2 separate regions of the Homo sapiens genome follow, and region 2 is linked to region 1. The links are chromatin contacts, found by POLR2A ChIA-PET in ENCODE. All regions are on one chromosome and are shown on one strand. Each heading gives the region's core, a stretch centred on a gene start or an enhancer-like site at or near the end of the contact. The rest is flanking DNA. Distances are from core to core; before and after follow the strand shown. Region 1 holds the start of SNX11 (sorting nexin 11). Region 2 overlaps LOC105371811 (a long non-coding RNA gene).

The links. ChIA-PET counts read pairs that join two places held with the same protein, here RNA polymerase II (POLR2A).
Region 2: POLR2A ChIA-PET joins it to region 1 with 42 read pairs in PC-3. The contact joins the enhancer-like site here to the promoter of SNX11 in region 1. POLR2A ChIA-PET finds 5 or more read pairs at or near these places in 3 of 52 experiments (PC-3, Panc1 and T-cell).

What each region holds. Positions count from the first base shown.
Region 1 is chr17:48,105,445-48,109,349 of GRCh38, reverse strand. SNX11 (sorting nexin 11) reads right to left here and starts at 1,584. Exons shown (of 7, transcript NM_013323.3): 1 at 1,512-1,584. RefSeq lists a silencer at 1,419-1,578.
Region 2 is chr17:48,737,185-48,740,956 of GRCh38, reverse strand. The region is part of intron 2 of LOC105371811 (a long non-coding RNA gene); the gene reads right to left. Among named protein-coding and RNA genes, the nearest start is that of HOXB13, 10 kb to the right of the region's middle. Within about 2 kb of position 2,121, at least 2 of the 41 ENCODE cell types and tissues checked have a DNase peak (open chromatin) inside an H3K27ac peak, as active enhancers do; they include PC-3, where a contact is called at or near this core.

The DNA of each region.
Region 1 (3,905 bases), core at 335-2,834:
AGGTGGAGGTTGCAGTGAGCCGAGATCGCACCACTGCACTCCATCCTGGCAACAGAGTGAGACTCCGTCTCAAAAAAAAAAAAAGAAAGTTTCAGTTGTAACTGTCCTTAAAAACACTGGGCTGGCCCAGTGGCTCACGCCTGTAATCCAACACTTTGGGAAGCTGAGGCGGGCAGAACACTTGAGGCCAGGAGTTCAAGAACAGCCTGGCCAACAAGGCAAAACTTCGTCTCTACTAAAAATACAAAAATTAGCTGGGCATGGTGGCACAGGCCTGTACTCCCAGCTACTCGGGAGACTGAGGCATGAGAATTGCTGGAACCCAGGAGGCGGAGTCTGCAATGAGCCAAGATCACACCACTGCACTCCAGCCTGGGCGACAGAGCAAGACCCTGTCTCAAAAAACAAACAAATAAACACTGGAACAAATACAAAAACCTAGACACCAAGTAGTAATTTCTAGCAACCACTCTTCTCCATTAGATTCCTCCCCACAGATACCACTCCTCAAAAGAAAAAGCTCAGTTCTGCCTCTGGAGAAGCAGCAGGAAGTTCCTAACTTTAGTTCTCTGATCTGGGAGATGGATCTGTACTTCATCCAAATAAGGCTAGAGTCAGTGACCATAGCTAGTTACATAACTTAGTGTTAACTACATTTTCTGGGCCCTTTCAACCACATCTGAAGTTTCCTTTACTTTCTTCACCTGTACCAGCACCAGTAGCTCTGGTGAGTACCCGATTGTTTGCTGTTTACAAAGTAGATTCATCGTAAAGCTTTCTAATATAGTAACAATGCAAGGCTTTAGTCTCACCATTTATTTTCTCTCCCATTTAAACAACTTCAAGAGACAGGTTAAGAAACAAATCAGGTGATAAAAGTAGATGGAACTACTGAGACTACCGTCCCTTCTTACTCAATCTTGAGCCTTTAGTGCCAGATGGCAGAAAGCAATTCAAAAAGCTCTCGCTCCAATTATAAATATCACAGGTACTAAACAGAGGAAGCTCCCAGTTCTGACCAAGCTCTGTGTGATCTCAACCAAGCAGTTATGCTCCATCTTTTTGTCCATCTCTAATCGTACGCCTTTCACTTGGAAGGTAAGTAACAAAGGCGACCACAATCTACCGCCAAGTCTCCCGTGTCCACGTAAAATACTCGCCATTGCCCCCAGTCTTAGCCATTTAAGTAAATGTCCCCAGAGTCTTTTACTACGGCCACTCTTTCTCCATTCTCAACAAACTAGGACCGAAAGGTCCACATGGTCCTTCTTTCTTTCCGATTAAGCTTGGGGGGTAGGAAGTGAAAGATACACTTTGAAGGTAAACTGAAAAGCCGGGTTTCCTTTCTTGGATCCCGAGCAAGCCCTTGCCTTAATCCCGGGTGGTAAGAGAGTCCCTCCCTAGGATGTAAAGCGATGCCACCATCCCGAGTGCCACTACTGACGCTCAAGCCCACGCCCCCTCACAGGAGAGCAGCACCCACTCCCCAGGCCCCGCCCACGCCCTCTCACCTGAGAACAGCACCAGCTCCCCACAGCGACACCGCCCGCGCCCCACCATATAGCCAGATCACGGCTTCTCCTTCCGGGTGAGTCGCCGGTGCCCCGGTGCACGACGGGAGACGCCCCAATCCCGGGTGCCCGGGACGCCCCGCCCCTACAGGCCCGGGCTCTGAGTGGGATTCCCGCTTCCGAATAGCGCGGCTCCGCTGGCCAAGGCCCCGGACTGGAGTCGGGATCCCCCCTCCACTCACTTGGGACGCCGGAGAGTGCACGCAGGTGCCGGGTGAGGGACGGCGAATGGATATCCAATCCGGGGCCGCGTTCCGCCCACTGTCAGGGGAAGCCAATCAGCGGCCAGGGGGCGTCAGCGACGGGCAGCCAGTGGGTCCCGGGAGCAGAGGGGTGTAAGGGGGTTGTTACTCTTGTTCTCGCTATGCGAGGGATAGTCTGCAGTGTGGGAGGTTCGGGGCTTTAGGAAGCCCACATCCCTGGATCCTCACTAAGTCCCGAGAGCCACCATTTGAACCTCGTAGTTTGCTGTTCCCCAGCGGAGCTATCAAGGGGACTCCGATTCAGATTCGTAAAGCCACGGACCGATTGTCAGAGTGAAAGTCAGACTCGAGAGGGTCCGGCGACTCAGATTGCTCACACCGAAACAAACTCGAAGCAATATCATGCAGCTAGGGAGCAAGAGAAAGCCGTTCAATGTGTTGGTGGTCTTTTAACAACTTATTTAAAGATAATTTCAGCAAGCCTAGCGCGGTGGCTCACGCCTGTAATCCCAATACTATTAGGGAGGCCGAGGCGGGAGGATCGCTTGAGGCCAGGCTTGAGACACGCCCTACCAACTTAGGGAGACCCTCGCCTCTGCAAAATATTTTAAAAATTAGCCGGGCATGGTGACACGCGCCTGTAGTCCCAGCTACTCGGGAGGCTGAGACAGGAGGATGGCTTGAACCCAGGGGTTCGAGGCTGCAGTGAGCCCTGATCACTGCAGAGCAAGACCCTGTCTGAAAAAAAGAGAGAGAGCTAAAAGGAAGAAAAGAGAGGAAAGAAAAGAAAGGGGCCGGGCACAGTGCCTCACGCCTGTACTTCCACCACTTTGGGAGGCGGAGGCGGGTGGATTACCTGAGGTCAGGAGTTCGAGACCAGCCTGGCCAACATGGTGAAACCCCGTCTCCACTAAAACTACAAAAATTAGCTGGGCGTGGTCATGGGCACCTGTAATCCCAGCTATTCAGGAGACTGACACAGGGGGATTGCTTGAACCCAGGAATCGGAGGTTGCAGTGAGACAAGATCGCGCCATTACACTCCAGCCTGGGAGACTCCATTGTAAAAAATAAATAAATAAAAAGGAAGATAGCTGGGTTCTCCTATGTGCTTCCCCTTTCTCTGTTGTGCTCTGTTGTTTTGGTACATTAAGAAAATTCAGCCTTATATAGCTATGTAGTTGAGAAAAGGAAGAGTATTTTTAGCCTTCTCAAACAATTCTGAATACTCTTCTTTGATACTACCCAAATTCAACAAATGGTAACTTTTCTTTGCTTTTTTGAGACAGGGTCCTGCTCTGTTGCCCAGGCTGGAGTGCAGTGGCAGGATCACAGCTCACTGCAGCCTCAACCTCCAGGGCTCAAGCCATCCTCCCTCCTCAGCCCTTGGAGCTGCTGGGACCGCAGGCGTGTGCCACCATACTCGGTTAATTTTTAAAATTTTTATACAGATAATTTTTTAAGTTTTTAAAATTTTATACAACATAGAGTCTCCCTATGTTGCCGAGACTGGAAGTGTTTATTTATTTATTTTTAAGTACACACCACCTTGGAGATGGAGTCATTTCTTAAAGGTTAAGTGTGATAGGGAGTCAAGCCATTTAGAAAATACTGGTACAGAGTTATGCAGATCAGCCAATGTTGATGCATTTATTCAATGTAAAAAAAAATCACATTTATTAAATTCATCACTGATCTCATCAGGAAAGTCTCAAGAAACTGCCTACTGACTAGCTGGGATTACAGGCACGCGCCACCATGCCCAGCTAATTTTTGTATTTTTAGTAGAGATGGGGTTTCACCATATTGGTCAGGCTGGTCTTGAACTCCTGACCTCATGATCCACCCGCCTTGGCTTCCCAAAGTGCTGGGATTACAGGCATGAGCCACCGTGCCTAGCCTCACATGTCTTAATATTAAGACAGCCTCAACCTCCTGGGCTCAAGTGATCCTGCCACCCAAGCCTCCTAAGTAGCTGGGACCACAGGTGTGTGCCACCATGCCCGACTAATTTTTTATTATTATTTGTATAGATGAGGTCTCACTATATTGCCCAGCCTGGTCTTGAACTCTCAAGAGATTGAGACCATCTGGTGGTGTGTGATTGTAATTCCAGCTAGTCGGGAGACTGA
Region 2 (3,772 bases), core at 872-3,371, 630 kb before region 1:
AAGAATAAAGCAGTAGGCTCATGTCCTAAAAAACCACACATGTACACCAATGTTCACCCTCAATTTTAAAGGGTGAGGCTTTGAGAGCCACCCATAAAATCAAATTCAGAATCCTCAGTGCCCACCAAATACCCATTTTTTTCCCCCATAGAAGGGACAGGCTTGGAAGGTGTTTTGGCACCAGGTTGACCCAACCATGCTTGTTGACCCAAACATGACAGTTTTCTGCTGTCAGTGTGGGTAACAGAGCCATTAGAGGAGTTTGAGCCTCCCACAATTCAACTCTAGGTGAACATTTGCCAGGTATAGCTCCTTTGTTACTCATGTGGACTCAGCCTCCAAAGTAAAACAGGGTGGGAGGAATGGGGTGGGAGGAAGAGGACAGAAATTGGTTCCCACTTTTGTAGTTTTAGAAGTCATGGGGGGCACTGATAAAAAAGATGACAGTGTATTAAAGGGTTTTCTTCATTTTATTTCATTTTTTGAGACGGAGTCTCACTCTGTCACCCAAGCTGGAGTGCAGTGGCACGATCTTGGCTCACTGCAACCTCTGCCACCCGGGTTCAAGCAATTCTCCTGCCTTAGCCTCCCGAGTGGCTGGGACAACAGGCATATGCCACCACGCCCGGCTAATTTATTTATTTATTTATTTATTTTTGTAGAGATGGGGTTTCACCATGTTGGCCAGGCTGGACTTGAACTCCTGACCTCAAGGATCCACCTGCCTCGGCCTCCCAAAATGCTGAGATTATAGGCTTGAGCCACCACTCCCAGCCGGGTTTCTTTATTTTAGAGTTCATGTTTTGATTTTTCCAAATTCCTTAATTTTTCCCTTTTCCCTTTAATAATTTCCCAAATATCTTAAGTCTGTTTTTAGTATTAGTTTGAGATACTAATGAGATATAATGAAATTTATTTCCATTTTAAAATTTGTCATGGTCGGTTGCAGTGGCTCATGCCTGTCGTCCCAGCACTTTGGGAGGCTGAGGTGGAAGGGTCGCTTGAGCTCAGCAGTTTGAGACCAGCCTGGGTAACATGGCGAGACCTCGTCTCTATAAAAAATTTTAAAATTAGCTGGGCGTGGTGGTAAGTGCCTGTGGTCCCAGCTACTGAGGGGACTGAAGTGGGAGGATTGCTTGAGCTCGGGAGGTCGAGGCTGCAGTGAGTCGAGATCGCGCCAATGCACTCCAGGCTAGGTGAGGGAATGAGACCCTGTGTCAAAATAAAATAAAATAAAATAAAATAAAATAAAATAAAATAAAATAAAAATGTGTCAACGATTTGTGTTTGGAGAGGGAAGAGAAGTGAAAATATCAGAATCAGGATTTGGTGCCATAAAGCCTCGATTTGCCTCTAGAAGTTGGACAAATTATCTCCTAAACCTCAGCTTTCTTGTTTTCTTTTACTTTTTTGAGACTGGTTCTCCCTCTGTCTCCCTGGCTGGAGTGCAGCAGCGCAATCACGGCTCACTGCACCATCCAACTTCGGATTCAACAGAAATTCAGGGTTCAAGCCAGGCTGATCTGGAACTCCTGGGCTCAAGCGATCCGCCGGCCTTGGCCTCCCAAAGTGCTGGGACTGCAGGCGTGAGCCACCGTCCCGGCTCAGTTCTCTTATCTACAAAACGGAAGTAACAATTTCCCCCCACTCCTGCCCCGTTCTTTTGTTGTGCGGATTAAATAAAAGGCGTCTACAGGGTACTTAAAGTACCCTGCACTTCGAAGACTTTCCAAAGGGACTGCCCCAAGGACCCCTGGAGGGCTATGGGATTAGAGATGTAGGGGTCTGCGCGGCCCGAGGTGCTGGCCACAGTGGCGTCAGGGAGTGCAGCTTCTCAGTCCCGGATCAAGAAGGCGGCAGCTCTCCACCCGCCAACGCACTAAGCGGGTTTTCGCCTTGAGGTACGACCTGCGCTCAGGGTGAGGATCGGTGGAGGGCAGGTGCACCTACCAGCATAGAGGAGATCTTTGCGTGAGTAGGAGGAAGGGACTGCAAGAAGACTCCCCAGCTCTCTTGCTGCGCTGGCTGGACCGTTAAAGACCTGACCCGCGGGCCGCAGGGCGCTTTACCATCCAGGAGCTGGGGAGTAAACCCCGGCCGGTGAGGTGACTCAGTATTGGGATTACTGAAAAATCTGCCCGACCAGGTGTGTTTACACACGCAGAAGGAAGGAAAGAATGTCTCTGGGACAAAAAGGGGGAAAATTCTTTAGGCTGGCCTCTAGTCTTGATGAAGAGTTAGTGGGTTCCCCTTAATTCCTATGAATTCTCCCACCTGAGAGCGTCCCACCTTGCCCGCTTGACCTGCACGGATCTCGGGCAGTGCAAGGCCGGGGAGGATGGGCTGGTCGGCGTCAGTCTGTGCTTTCCCTCGTCCAAAGCTTGGCCTGCACTCCCAGGGCAGGTGATTCCCGAGGCTAGAAAAACCATGCAGATGGGGGTGGAGGATAAAGGGGCAAAGGAAGCAGAATCTACCGGTAGACTGGTGTGGGGGATTCCAATTCCAGGGCAGAGAGCACCCCTGCCCCCACAATCTCTATCTGCATCCCCCACCCAAGGCAGCTGGAGATCTGGGCTGGGTCTGGGCCGGACAGGTTATTGAGAGGGTGGAGGGCATGGAGAGACCAGGGTTTGCTTCCCATGGTTCTTCCCCAGCTCCCCAACCTGTCTCTGGGGCTAAGCACCATTTCTAGGGAAAGTTTCCAGGTTCACCTCGAAATTAAGAAACGGGGAGCCCTGGCCTTGCCTCACAGAGCTAGACCAGCAGTTTTTCAGCCTGGGAGGGGCTACCCTTGTGACCAAGCTTTGAGTCCTTAGGACTTAGTGGACATTGAGCTGGAACCAGAACAACATCCTGAATGTGTGAGCTTCCACATACACAAGTCCCGGACTGCCTGACTTTTTGGATTCTCCTGGGGCAGGCATGGAGAACAGTCAGGGCATCACCAGAAACTCTAAAACTGCATCCAGCTGCCATAGCTGTCTGCCTTTTGTATTCTTTATTTCTTCTCCTGCTCCCACTTCAGTAGCTCAGAGCTGCCTGGTACCACAGAACTGGCCATGGGTTGCCTGAGGTCATTTCTCTCTGAATTGGGCAAGACAGCAAACTTGCCAAGGCATCTGCCACCCAGCTACCCAAGTACAAAGCTTGCTAGCACTGCATGATCTCCAAGGATTCTCCTAACCCCAAACACCAACTGACTAGTTTGGGGAGCCAGGGAATTTGGAGCTCTCTGCTCTTTAAGAGAAGGGAAAGGTGGGGAGCTCTACATATCCCCTAAGCAGAGAGCCCTAATTAAGGATTTCATAGAAGGATTCTCCTTCCTTCCTTCTTTCCTTCCTTCCTTCTTTTCTTTTCTTTCTTTTTCTTTCTTTCTCTCTTTCTCTCTCTCCCTTTCTCTCTCTTCCTCTCTCTCTTTCTGTCTCTCTTTCTTTCCCTTCCTTCCTCTTTCTTTCTTTCTTTCTTTCTCTCTTTCTCTCTTTCGAAGGAGTCCCTCTCAGTTGCCCAGGCTGGAGTGCAGTGGCACCATCTTGGATCACTGCAACCTCCACCTCCTGGATTCAAGCGATTCTCGTGCCTCAGCCTCCCAAGTTGCTGAGATTACAGGCACCCACCACCACGCCTAGCTAATTCTTTGTATTTTTTAGTAGAGATGGAGTTTCACCAAGTTGGCCAGACTGGTCTTGAACTCCTGACCTCAGGTGATCCACCCGCCTCGGCCTCCCAAAGTGCTGGGATTACATGCTTGAGCCACTGCGCCCGGCCAGGAGGA